Linked DNA regions of Homo sapiens: region 1 is linked to region 2. A link is a contact called in ENCODE Hi-C or POLR2A ChIA-PET data. All regions are on one chromosome and are shown on one strand. Each heading gives the region's core, a stretch centred on a gene start or an enhancer-like site at or near the end of the contact. The rest is flanking DNA. Distances are from core to core; before and after follow the strand shown.

The links. A loop is a pair of places that touch in the nucleus more often than their neighbours do. ChIA-PET counts read pairs that join two places held with the same protein, here RNA polymerase II (POLR2A). Pooled maps may share reads with other maps.
Region 1: a loop to region 2 is called in a map of PC-9, with 6 times the contacts of the local background. The contact joins two enhancer-like sites. A Hi-C loop is called at or near these places in 4 of 168 maps with a recorded cell type or tissue (Calu3, MCF 10A, PC-9 and 1 more) and 1 of 50 pooled maps. POLR2A ChIA-PET finds 5 or more read pairs at or near these places in 1 of 52 experiments (MCF 10A).

What each region holds. Positions count from the first base shown.
Region 1 is chr6:80,536,481-80,543,812 of GRCh38, forward strand. All of the region lies in intron 1 of LOC112267962 (a long non-coding RNA gene), which reads left to right. All of the region lies in intron 1 of LOC105377869 (a long non-coding RNA gene), which reads right to left. Among named protein-coding and RNA genes, the nearest start is that of BCKDHB, 430 kb to the left of the region's middle. RefSeq lists an enhancer at 1-603. Within about 2 kb of position 4,856, at least 2 of the 41 ENCODE cell types and tissues checked have a DNase peak (open chromatin) inside an H3K27ac peak, as active enhancers do.
Region 2 is chr6:80,452,640-80,459,727 of GRCh38, forward strand. It overlaps a transcript of BCKDHB not described here. Among named protein-coding and RNA genes, the nearest start is that of BCKDHB, 350 kb to the left of the region's middle. Within about 2 kb of position 2,157, at least 4 of the 41 ENCODE cell types and tissues checked have a DNase peak (open chromatin) inside an H3K27ac peak, as active enhancers do.

The sequences.
Region 1 (7,332 bases), core at 3,606-6,105, 87 kb after region 2:
AGTTGATAGGAGGCTTTAGAGTAAGAAGCTATTATTTCTAGTGTCTATTATTTTATTTTTAAACCAAGACGAGCTTTGAAGAGGAACTTTTCTACTTTCTACATATTCTATATATTTGTTCTACGATTTTCTGGGTTAATTTCTTGCTGTGGGGAGATCAGCAACCAACCTGGTTTCCTCCCTTTTATTTGACTTGTTCTTTCTGTCTGGATGGCTGAAAAAAATATTTCCTTGTCCTTGAATCTTAATAACTTAATCAGATAGTCTGCAGTGTTGATGCTTCTGTATATATTTTTTTCCTAGGTGACAAGGTCTGTCCTCTACTGTGCTTCTCTTTAATTTCAGAGATTTTTCTTTTTAATATTTTTATTTCTTGTTTCATTTTCTTGGGTTACAATGATAAGGACATAAAATATCCTGTTACTTTGCCCTCTATAAGCTTAGTTCTAATTTGTTAATATTATCTCAGGCCTTTCCTCAATCCCATTAATATGACATTCAGCTTGTCTTTTTTCTTGCTATTTCTAATTTATCAAATAGACATGTAATGGTTCTAATGATGTTGTTGGACTCTCAATTTATCTCTGTCATCTTCCTTTATATCTACTCCTGTTGTTTTATGAGCTTTCATATTTTTGGCTTCCTATTCTAAGTTTTGCACACTGTGAAGCAAGTTCGAGGAGTTTATTCTGCTCTTAAATACAGTTTCTTTCCATCTAGAATTTTGCTGTCTCTTTTGTATGCCATGTCAGTTTTCCTCTCTGCATTTTTGTTGCAGTTATGCATAACTGCAATGCCATTTCTTTTAGTCTGGCTCATGCTTACTGGGGGCAGCTCCCAAACTCTCTCTTCGCTCTGTAAGTGTGTCTGAGTGAATTCTGTAGGATACTTTTGCCACTATGTCTCTCCAGTTTGTCCTCTCTCAGAGCTGTACTCTGACGCCTGAGTATTGCTATTACTCAATTTTTCTCTAGCCTCAAGTCATGACAGTGGAGAAGGCAGAAAGCTTAGGCTCTGCTTTTTCTTCAAGTTGAGTAAATTTTCTGTATTACAATCAACTCCATCAAACTAGGAATGTGTTCTCTTCCTACTCACTTCAGTTCAATCTTCTGATTTGTGCGTGATGCCCTGAAGCGTATGCTTCCAGCAAGGAGAGTTTGTTTAGGTTATTCATTTTCCTTGTTTTACTTACACATTCTTCCAGCAGCCTTTTGTGTATACACCTTAGTTCCCAGTCAGAACAGGAAAAGATAATGATTCCTATGGGGTTTACCCCCATTACAGTTAATTGGGGTAGAGGTGACATCACCTTCTGTTTAATTTGTCAGCTTTTGGTGCTCACAGGTTTTTTGTTTGTTTGTTCCTATTTATCTACTCTTTTGTTTTCATGTCTGCAACTTACTGCTGGTGTTTTTTAGAACCCTCTCTTTTCCCCTCCCTTGCTAGTAGAGCGTAGAATGACACTCACTGAAATTTTTTCTCTTCCTCTATTGAGTACCTTTGGTAGGGGTGCTTGCATAGCTGTTTTCCTGACTCTTTCTCCAACAGCCTACTTCTTCAGCTTCTCCTCATTTTTAGGAATACCATTAAGACTTTTGAGGTGTTGATTAATCATCTACTTTTCCTATCATTTCTTCTGAAAGATGCAGATTAGTTTAAAAACTTCCTGAACCAAAAAAGCAATTTTTATTCATTTGTTTGGCACTTCTTTTCAAAATTTGTGTTTTGTGTTTCTTGTTCCTTTCATCAAGTGTTGGGGTAGGAACATTCTCTTCTCAGGCTTATCTCTACTGTCTCACCTTGGAAGTCTAAACTATCTTTCCATTTGTTTTTCGTTTTATCTTTTTTTTATGAGACAGGCAGATATGTGTTTATTTGTTTAAAATTTTTTTCTACTGTGGATATATACTGCTTTGGTTAAATTGTTTAAAAATTTAAAACAATCTATCTTGAAATAGTTTTTATATCATTTATTTAGACTTGTGTAACCACTTTAATATTTTATATCATTTAGATTTATATAAGTATGTTTATAACACATTATATTATAATTTCTATTTGAACTATTTATAACAATTTTGCCACCAGAGTTATGCTAGTTTTATATAAAGATGTGGGAAGTTGAAATAATTTTATGTATTCTGAAAATATTTAAACAGCATGATACTTATTTATTAAATTTTATATTGAATTTACTGGTCTCAGTGGTTATATCAGAGGTACATTTTGATAACTGTTTCATTATTTTTCATGGTTCTTAGCATATTTTTGCTCCTTGAAATAATTTTGATAATGTCTTAGATAATCTTATATTTAACCTAGATTTTTCCATTTTTCCACTGTAGTAATCTTATTTCCATCACAGTAATTACATATTTCCTTTATAGTAATTTTCTTTTTTATTATTTGATTTCCATAAGTGCATATCAGAATACTTTTCCCCATATTTTTAGCTGGGTAAATGTTGTATTTGATTATATCTTTATAGCCTTTAGAAAACTACATTTTCACCATAGTTTTTTAGCTTTTTGTATTTTAGAGGGGAAATTTGAGGCAAGTATCATTTTTGTGCTTGTGTGTATTACGTATATACATTTTGTATCTAGACTTTTATACTTGCTTTTTTTTAAATAAAAATAGGTATGATATATCATTATTTCTCTTCTTGATGGCCCTTTTTTAAAATTCAGGAAACTTTTCTTTTGTAATATCTTTGATTATTGTTTTTGTCCAATTTATTTACTTTTTCTCTGAGTAACAATTATTTGAATGTTGGTTCCATAGTCTCTGTCTGCCATATCAATTCTCTTTCCTCCATCATTTTCCTCTTTTTTCCTCATATTCTACATATTAAGAGTGCTTCTTAAATGTGTTATTATATTATTATTATATCATTATTTTCAATTTCCAACATATATTTTACTATTTGCCACTATCAATGTGCCTGACAGTTTTCTACTATTTTTAAAGTTTTGTGAACCCTACTGTTTTAAAGTTTTTTGAAACTCTCATATTATGTTTATTTTAAATCTCATTCTAAAGTTTTTACAGCTTAACTTTTGCACTTTTTATAGCTTTCTGCTCCTGTGTCAGAGACTACCTTTTTTGTATCTTTTGGGTGATGTCAGAAAAACAATAGTATCACAACAAGAACAAAAACAACAACAGTAGCAACAACAATAAAACTAACACAAAAAACCCCCACAACAACAAAAAACCCAGCAAAGAAAGAAAAACAATTTGGTTAATTTTTCAGATATTTTTCTGTGCATTATAGTAAGTAGTTGTCAGAGGTGAACTTTTCTTTCCTGTCTTCAGACTCTGTATTAATAAGGGTTCTCTAGAGTGTCAGAACTAATAGGGTAGATGTATATATGAAGGGGAGTTTATTAAGGAGAATTGACCTACACAGTCAGGAAGTGAAGTCCCATAATAGGCTGTCTGCAAGTTGAGGAGCAAGGAAGCCAGTCCAAATCCTTAAAACCTCAAAAGCAGGGAAGCCAATGGTGCAGCCTTCAGTATATGGCCAAAGGCCAGAGAGCCCCGGAAAACCACTGGTGTAAGTTCAAGAGTCCAAAAGCTGAAGAATTTGGAGGCTGATGTTCAAGGGCAGGAGGCGTCCAGCACGGGAGAAAGATGAAGTCTGGAAGACTTAGCAAGTCAGCTTCTACCACCTTCTTCTGCCTGTTTTATTCTAGCCACTCTGGCAGCTGATTAGATGGTGCCCACCCAGATTGAGGGTGGGCATGCCTCTCCCAGTCCACTGACACAAATGTTAATCTCCTTTGGACATACCCTCGCTGACACACCCAGGAACAATACTTCGCATCCTTCAATCCAATCAAGTTGACACTCAATATTAAGCATCACAGACTCAAAGGTCTATTTCTTTCTTATCTCATGCATTGCTTTATAAGACTATAAGGCTGTTGGACCTGGTACACATCTTAATCTCTAGACTGTAGAAAGCCTTCACCTAACTAGGGTAATTATCTTCTGTAGATTCTATCTTCTCTTATCCTCACAACCTGAATCTTTTTGGAAAAGCTCTATTTTGTAAGATACATACTGCCATCAAGGATCTTTTTCCCTTTGCCTTGGTTTTGCTTGGAGTGGTGTGATGGTCATTATGATCACACATAGTTGAGCTCCCAGCAATCAGTCTACATTTGCTCAAACACCATCCCCAGAAAAGAAGAGCGTAATAACACATCATTGTTTTCTGGGGATGGTGTCTGAGCAAATGTAGATTGATTGATGGGACCTCAACTATGTCTGATATAAGAAACAGCACAGTGGTGGTAGAGGATTGGATGCCCAGATATCATGTCCATGTAGCTGGCCAGAGAAAGGAAGAATGGCAGAAGGCCATGAAAGAAACACTCCCAGTTGAGTCAGTTCCGAGGGACCTACTTAAAGTCTGACAAACATTTTCACTATATGTCATGAACAGAAATTAGCCCTCTCCCTACACCCAAGTGTAAGAGTGTCTGGGTATGTAGCCTTTTGTTTTGGGTGGCAATATACCCAGGGAAAAATAAGGGTACTGAGAAGGATGGGAGAGAACAGGTCTTTCTGTAGGCAACTGGCTATCTTTGTCATAACCTAGGTCTTAGTGAGTTGGGGCTGACAGCAGAAGGGATTAAAAAGTACTTTATGTTATTAACCATAAACTACAGGAAGGACCAGCATGATCTCAGTCATCATTTTATCTCAGGCTTACTTATTATATTCCTTATATTATGTTCAAATTTCTTCCTCCTCCTCCAGCAATGTTAGGGTGACTGCTATGTTGAAAAGAGACCACAAACTGTTAAAGTCTCAAATTGCATGCCTCACCTTTCCACACCCTCCCTTTTGCAGGCCAAGTTGTTCATTCTCTTCTTTTGGGGCAATACCTAGCAGATTACTCATATGAGGATTAGTCAGCCCTTGTTCCCTGATGCCACATCCTCCCCCAACCAACTACCATGTATCAAAGAGTCCTGGGACTCCCACTTTTGTCTTTTCTGTTACTAGCACACTTAATTTCCCACTCACCATCTTCCTTCTTGCCTCCCACTCTGTTCCTACTAATAGTGTTAATACTATCAACAGCAATGACTAGCATTTTTATTGTTCTTCTTACAAAGTTCCTTCTCATATTTTTATTTTTATCTCATGTGCACCTCACAGCCATCCTGCTATATTTTTTCAATTTTCACTAAGGCATGTATTTTAGAAGGTTGGCAATTAAACAAATCCGTGTGAGTAACGGGTAGAAATGTAAGTCCAACCCAGGTCTCCTAACCTCACATCTCATGCTCTTTCTATCACACTATGCTGCAAGTCACACCTCTTGTATATTGTCTCCCAACAGCAGCAGTACAAATGATAAAAAGTCCTGGATTAGTGGGTACATGAGAAGGAAGGTTACAAAGTGCACTAAATGGAAATGGAGGCCATGAGGCCCAAATAGTTGGAGATGATCCTTGCTACAAAGTAGGAATGAGCAGTGACTATTCGTGCTTAAGGACACATGGACTTCAAAATACTCTTTCCTCTTACCAAAATGTTCCTGGAACTGGACAATATTAATAGGACAAACACTGGAGAAGTTCACAAATAATGAACAGCTGCAATAGCAAATCTCTCTTCCACCAGAGTGTTTTATCAGAGCTCGTGTGCTCCTGGCTTAATGCTTAATGCTTCACCAAGGGAAGCAATTCACGGGTGGAAGCAACCATGCAGATCAGAGAAGATTAGTTTTCTTTCTTTCCAGTGGTTTGGGACCTCATAGAATAGCCTCAGATAAAAGAGGAAGCTGCAGGCAGAAAGCCATGAACTCCTGAGCCTGACTGTAGAAGACAGGCGAATAGGTGGTAGAAATACAGTGATAATTTTTCCCAAGGGAGTTAGACAGCTTTTTAGTGAATGAAAGAAGCACAGCACAAATTAGTTCAGATCAAGTTTTCAGCTTCTAAGCTTGGGTTCCTCAGGCTATTTCTTGACTTTCTTTGAAACCACTGAAATCTGTAATAATACCCTAAGCTTCTGTTTTATTTTAGCCACCACATAGGCTATACTCAGATGTAAACATATTTGTCTAATTTAGCCTCAGTCCAGTACATTCAACATTTTATCAGGAAGTTACAATTTTACTGCTGTGTCCAGGGAGTGGTATGGAGGGTAGAGCAAGTGTATTAGTCAATTCACACACTGTAGTAAAGAACTACCTGAGGCTGAGTAATTTATAAAGAAAAGAGGTTTAATTGGCTCACGTTTCCACAGGCTATACAGGAAGCATGGCTGGGAGGCCTCAGGAAACTTACAATCATGGTGGAAGGCAAAGGAGAGGCTGGCACGTGCTACATGGCTGAAACAGGTGGAAGAGAAAGAATAAAGGGGAAGGTGCCACACACTTTTGAACAACCAGATCTCTTGAGAACTCTATTATGAGAACAGCAAGGGGCAAGTCCTCCCCCACGATTCAATCACCTCCCACTAGGTCCCTGACCCGATACTAGGGATTACAATTCGACATGAGATTTGGGTGGGGACACAGAGTCAAACCATATCAGCAAGGAAGAGGGCTGGGCCCTTATGGATATATATATAGACTTGTGAGAGCTTTATATTTGGTCAGTGTGCCATTTACTCTTCTATACAATGTGGCATTTAATCATCAGTGTGATTTGCACAGACTAAAGATAGTAGGGCTGGATAATATTTTAAGACAATAATGTACTTGTTTCTGTTATGTATTCAGTTATTTATTCATTCAGCCATTCAGCAGATATTTACTGAGTGCATCTATAGTGTGCCAAGCACTGTTTTACCTGCTAAGGATACAACAGTGAAGAAGACTAGCAAAACAATTCTTGTCTTCATGAAAACAGAGCATGCACTATACTCAATTCCTGATGAATAGCCAAGAGGAAAGCATAAAACATCTTTGTTTTCCATTAACCTCAACTATGCTCACAAATGCGAAGCCTGCTGTACCATTGACCCAAATAAGTGTGTTGTTTGGCCTCCACAGTTAAAAAATTTTTAATATTAATGCTTTTTGAGGTTCTTTCCCTTCCCAGTGTACAGCACTCTCTATCAGTCTTTATTCTATTACAACTGTCTTGCTTCTCCTATTTATTCTGTTCCTATGTCTCCTGTAAGTGTCAGACTCTTAGGATTTGGGCCTAAATCCTAAAAATTGGAGAACTATGAAATAAGTAAAAGTGAGAAAAACATTTTTAAGTCCCAGAGAATTACATGTACAAGCCGGGGAGTTTGGGCGACCCCAGTCACAAACTGAAATGGGATTCCCCTCCAGCCTGTAGGGGGAGAGGAGCAAAT
Region 2 (7,088 bases), core at 907-3,406:
TCTTCATTCAAAATTTAATTGCTCTTAATTTACTCACAATTCTAAGAGGCAGATTAGAAGCAGAATGTTGTAGGTTGTGGTGGGCATGGAGCACACTGGAGGCAAACAGTAACAAAATGAAGGAGGAAGAGTCAACAGCAAAAGAAGTCTTAAGAATAACTAAATCAAGGATAAATAAAATCTCAGGAAACAGAGCTATCTGGGAGGATTTAGGAGCAAATGACTTTGTACAACCTAATACTTCTTAGCATGCAACAAACTATCTTTTCTTCTACAGTTAGTGCCGTCTTCTTGTCTGCCACGAATTACATTCCTTCCCACAAGAGAAACATGCATAGATAAAAATCACGTGCATTTAGTTGCTGTTTTCAGAAAATCACTATTATAATGCATATGAATATATATCAGTATGGACAGGCCAAGTTATCCTGTAGGAACAAATAACTCCCAAAATTTTGGTGGATGAAAATAATAAAGGTTTATTTCTTTTTCATGCTTCATTTCCAACGTGGTTAAGCGGGAACTGGGGGCTCTGCTCATTATAGTTGCCCACGGCCTCCAGTCAATGAAATTTCCGGCCAATGAAATGCTCTACTGTGACTGAAGCAGCAAAGAGAAGATGGTAAGTTATCCACAGGCACTTAAAGCCCCTGCCTAGAAGTGCTACATGTCACTTCTCACATTTCATAGTCAAAGCAAATCACAAAGCCACTTCAAGGGGCAGGGAAAAACACAGGACCTTTCAAGGAGAGGGAAATGCAATTTCCCTTCTGCCCAAGGGGAAAAATTAGAGATATTTAGGGCATGGCATTAATGACCAGACATATAGGACCACAATGTGAAAAACAGTTCATACACATACCACAGTGTGGTCCTATGTGTCTGGGCCTCCTGAAAATATAGAACAATTTTGTTGGATAGCCTGCCTAACTCTGAGCAAGGAGATATTATGTCCCCTGTATCTATTTTGACTGTTTATGATATTATATTTGCATAAAGCCCTGAGGAAATGAGACACTGTGTTGGTGAGGTTTGATGGGGCATGATAGATAAAAAGGAGTAGTGTCGGGTGTGCGATGGGGGAATCCTGTGAACACCCTCAGCTCTGGGGAGGTTGCAAGTTCCCAAAGTGCTGAGGATTATAGTGCATTATTTTCCTGATCTCTTCCTGTTCTTCCTGCTTTATTTAGAGAGTTAGGTATTCGGCAAGTTTCTTGTATTTCCTTCTCCCCTCCATTTTCATTCTCTTCTTCTAATACTGCCTAGAATAAGTGGTTCTTCACTCTGCTTCACACTGCTGCCTTGTTTTTCCACAAGCAGAACCCTGAGAAAGGCTCTGCTTATATTTCTTCTTCTTTTAATGTTGAGCCCTGTGACATGAGCATTTGGGCTCACATGCTATGGTATGGATTCTTAAAGGAATATGCTCATACACTCTACCTGACCCAATTTCACTTTAACTTTTTGAAGGGTGGCTTTGAAATCAGAATTGGATGCAGAGGGAGTCCCAGAGGCCAACACTGTGAACATAAGAAGGGAAAGACCAGTTCTGCAAGCACAGATGTAATTTTGAGAAGCAGAGCTACAGGTAATTAGCACATGGTCCCTAGAAAAATAGGCACAATGAGTCGACTAGAAATACACACTGTCTCTTGAGAGCAAAACTTCACAATCAGCACTGGTTCTTCCACAAAGGGTGTTTCTGGGTCATTGTTCTTTCCAACCACAATTAGTCACACTTGTTTTTTACTTGGTGGCTTGACAGATTGGCCACACACTACTGAGGTATGTGAACTTGCTGAGCTGGAAAGTGCTGCTGCTCATATGCATGACCCACTACACTCTTGAGGATCTACACTTTCTGAGTAATGAAGCTGTGGGATTCTCAGGCATGAAATATTGTGGAGGTAATGAGCTGAGTCTTGATACATCTCTTAAATAGTCAGAGCTGCAGACCTCATGGCCTCTGATCTTCCATAGAGACCTGGATAGAGCTGAGTATTGTTTGCAAGGCATTGGATGCTATAACTATCTTTCCAGATGGGTCCCAAGGAGATGAAGGCCCAGAAGATCTGAAAAATATGTGTATGAATTTGTAGGCAAGACCACACAGAATCAGGAGCCCCTCCCTACACTGTCAGACTAGGTCCTCCAAAGTTGACTTTTACGTTCTGCAGTCTAGCCCTGGCTTGTCCTTTCTTGTTTATGCCCAACTTGTCCTTCTTAATGACTCTCCATTGTGGTTTGAACTTTCCCGCCCATACATTTGCCTATCAATTTCAACACACTATTCTGATTCTAATTATTCTTTAGAATTGAGCTTTGACCTCATGTTGTCTATGAATCCTGTCTAATCACTTCTGCTGGAAAATGTCTTGCCTCATATTTCCTATTTTACACAGAGACCATTCCGGCCTCCTCTCCCATTTATTTCCTGCATATAGAAGCATCCTGCGTTTAACATTGTGAATGTATCTCATGCTCCCATGAGTAATATCCTTAAAGACCAAGACATATGTGTGGGAAGTGAGAGAGGAAGTGTAGAGATGTAAAGATATTTTACATTCTTTTGTGTATTTAAGTTGTCAGCCTAGGTTACCACACCTACTGAAACATAAATAAAATCTCACATCTTCTGGGAAATTCAGGGCCTCCCTCCAAGATTTCTACAAATTCTGGAAGGTTTACAGTCTCCTTTTCATAGTTACCCTCATTACCATTTCCTGTTGGTCCTGAATCTCACACATGTCGCATCTCCTCAAGACTTTACCTTATCTCAGCTTTGAACCTACCTGACTTGAAAACTACTACTGTTCTTGGATTTTCCTGATAATATGGCTCATGTAAGGCATTCATAGTAGCAGACTATGCTGAAGTCTTGTAGGGCTTAGACTCCTTTATACCATGCAGTAAAAATAGCATACTAGATATTTCTTTTCTTCACTGTTATTTCAGTACCCGTCAACGGAGAAATTTCTCACTAGCTAACTCCACAAGACATGCACCTATGCAATGGGATATCCCCTACAGGACCGGATCCCTTCCCTCTCTGCATGTTTTCAATCCCACATAAATCTCCCCTTCTGCAATTCTTAAAATCCTTAATGTTTTAACAAACATTTAGCTATCTCTTATCACATTTCCAACCACATTTTAGGTGTCTTGTCTTTCACACCCCAAACAAAGTAGCAGGTCAAGAAGGCAAGCTAAAAAGAAGACCATTGACGTTGGAGAGCAGGCATGCTGAGTACTACCTCAGGGGCAGCTGGGACTCAGTAACCGTTCTTTTAAATAACAAACCTTCGCTGGGCGCGGTGGCTCATGCCTGTAATCCCAGCACTTTGGGAGGCTGAGGTGGGTGGATCAGGAGTTTGAGACCAGCCTAGCCAATATGGTGAAACCCCATCTCTACTAAAAATACAAAAATTAGTCTGGGGTGGTGATGGGCGCCTGTAGTCCCAGCTACTCGGGAGGCTGAGGTGGAAGAATCTCTTGAACCCTGGAGGCGGAGGTTGCAGTGAGCCGAGATTGCACCACTGCACTCCAGCCAGAGGAACAAGAGCGAAACTCCATCTCAAAAAAAGAAAGAAAGAAAAAAAACTACCGCCAACAAAAACCCTAAAACAACAACACATAGTGCTTTTCACAAAGTAGATATCGGATGTCCATACGTTGAATAAAAGAACAATTGCAACAACAAAATCCAAGGTACTTCCCTGCTCAGGTAAGAGGCTGTGGCTCTGACAAAGCTTTGGGGGTGTCTCTCACCTGCCCCATCATTCACACTTCCTTTCCTAGCTCCCAGATTTCTGTCTATTGTTGTTAGCTGGTTGCCACTTAATCCCCGGTAAAAGTTTATCTTACAAAGGTGTAAAGCATGTGTAGCACTCCTTTCCGCTTCTCCATCACTTACCAGAAAACAAAAAAGCCTTCAAGATTCAAAGTAAAGCAGCTAAGCATTTAAGTATGAAGATAATATTTAGCCTGAAGGTCCTGCCAGTTGTCCCTTAAATGCCACTTGCTAAGTGGCTCAATGTACTGTAAGACAGCATCACTTTGGGTACTTGTTGAAAGTGCAGAATCTTACTGGATCACAATCTATGAGGATTCTTACTGCATTCTTAATAAGCTCCTTGAGGGATTCTTATGCTCAAAAGCCTGAAAGCTATAGTGTAAATGCATTCTCATACATGTGTTTCAGAGAAAAAAAGGATTCTTCCCTTCTTAGGACTAGTACATCTTCCGTCTTGATCCTTCTGCCTTCTCATGGAGGAAAATATGAGTTCATTATGCTGTATTGACAGCCAAACACATTTCTGTTTTGTTTTCATGTTGGCCACAATAAACTGTTTTTTTAAATAATAAATCAATTAGACTTCTTCATCATAAACAGATTTCTGAACACAACCACTTATATTGTGAACTTATGTGACACACTCCTTTTTCCGATAAGTAGCTAGAGAGTAAACAAGAAGCATACAGATAAATTTGGTGGCATTTTAAATTACATAAGAAAATGAAATAGGAAGTAACCTCAGCTGGAATGTGACTTGCAACTAGAACTACTGAACATGGCATACCTGGTGTGAGCTTGGCACACGTGAGTAGGACTTTCAATGGTCAGCCACCTCTGCTGCCTTTCAGACTTATGCTTTCTTTAGAGGCAAGTCCCTGGACCCTTGAAGTATGGGAATTTAATGCTGACACCAGCAGAAAAATGCCACCCTTCTAGTCCCCTGCAGCTATTGCTTGACTTTCTTGGATTGCAGCAGAACTCACCTCCTCTGCAAATCCTGACCCTGCTGAGTGTGTGAGCTCTGGCAGTGTGTCCAGGCTAAATTGGCACACACTCCCTCCTGTCTGTTTGGGTGAGTCACTGAGTGTTCAGAGCACATTTTCCCTTCATTGGCTGCCAGCTATAGCTATTGGCTCACTCATTCTCTTTGGAACAGCTCAGCACTCTTGTGCTAATGCAATTGCTTGAACTGATGTACAATTGTGTAGAGTCCTGCAGGAAAGCATAAAACTGCTGAAGGCTGAGACCTGTCTCATCTACCGGGAAGTCAGACAAAGATGCTTACCTTGGTTTACTTGTTGCTAACATACTCATCCTATTTGTGGCCCTCTTATGGCTTCCTAGTGTATAGAAACCTCACAAATTGCAAAGACTCAAAAGTGCCAGTGGCCAGGAAATCAAAGACAAATGTTTCCCCTTTCGTCTGCGTCTTAAGATGAGAAACAAAGGGTTTGTATATCTGGAAATATGGGCAATTTTTCTCCTTTTTCTGCTATTCTCAGCACTTGTGTATTTTGGAGTGCATTAGCTGAAGCTTGTATATAGACATAGATTTCACGTAAGTTAACTGTCTTCCTATATAAGCTACTACCTTCATTAAAAGCAGGGAACTATTCTCTTTTGTGTCTATCACAGAACCCAGTTATAGGTTGAGTTCAATGAAGCCTTAGAAAGGCTTGTTGAAAAACTGAATGGGGCAAACTCTTGTAGAAAAGCCAGGAGTGTTGAAGGAAGGACTATTTTGCCAGTCATCTTAATTTTTTCTGCACAATTTCTGCAGATCAAAGGAAGGCTTCACTTATTCTTGGAGAGAAGAAATGCATAATAAATCAGTCTGCAGTAACCTAATTTCACCTCCTGGGTCAAACAAATAGCCAGAATCAAGTTTTAAAGAAAAAGTGTTTGTGGGAATCTGGGCACATGACAGAGGCTGGGCATTTTATGTGAATTTGTCCACGTGTATGAATGTCTTAATTTTTCCAGTTATTGTTTAGTGGATGGAAGAAGCAGCAGGAGCTCTGTGAAGGCAGACAGTGTGTATGGTGGTTTAGATCTTGGACTCTGAAGTCAGAGATTCGAAACGGATTCCTGTCTAGGCCACATACAAACTCAGTGAATACGTGTGACACCACTTAACCTCTTTAAGCCTCAGGTGCTTCATGTATCAAGCATGTGTAATAGAAATCCCTCATGGAGTTGTGGTTAGAGTTAAATGAGATAATTAATGTCAAGTGCTTAGCCAGGTAACTATAGTAATCAATAAATGATAGTTATTATTACTAATAGTGTTTGATTACATGTGGACATTGAGGGATGGGGTGACTGAGACTTATATTCATATATTAATTTGTTTCTAATGTTGACCTGAATTTCTATGTAGTTCACTGTGAGAAAAAAAGTAAAAAAATCACCTAACTGTCATGAACAAAACTAAGCTAAATATCAGTGTCACTAATCATCAGGAAAATGCAAATTATAATTATAATGAGATATTAGTCACACTTGTCAGGATGACTATTATTTTAAAAAACCCACAAAATATAATAAGTGCTGTTGAGGATGTGGAGAAATTGGAACCGTTGTGCAATGTTGATGGGAATGCAAAGTGGTGCAGCCACTATAGAAAACAGTATGGAGGATTCTCAAAAAATAAAAAATAGAACTACCATAGGATCCAGTGATCTCACTTCTGGGTATTTATCCAAAAGAATTGAAATTAGTATTTCAAAGAGATATTAGCACTCCTGTGTTCACTGCAGCACCATTCACAGTAGCCAAGATGTGGAAACTATCCAAAAGTCCATTGACAAATGAGTAGATAAAGAAAATGTGGTATATACACATAATATAATACCATTCAGCCTTTAACAAGAAGGAAATTCTTTAAGATGCAATAATATGCATGAACCTTGAGAACATTTAGCAAAATAAATAAACCAGCCACCGAAATACAAAGACTGCATGATTCCACTCATATGAAGTATCTAAAATAGTCAAATCCATAGAATCAAAGAAAGCAATGGTGGTTACCAAGGACTGGTGGTGGAGGTAAATAGGGAATTACTAATTATCAGGCATAAAGCTTCAGGCAAGCAAGATGAATCTAGAGATCTGCTGTACAACGTTGTACTTATCATCAACAATGTACTGTATGCTTAAAATTGTGTTGAGGGTAGATATTATATTAAATGTTTTTACCACATTAATAATTTTTTAAAACCTTAAATTAAAATTAAATAGAAGTATTTGGTACACTCTCATTGGCCTATTGTTAATGCTTCACCTTGTGGAA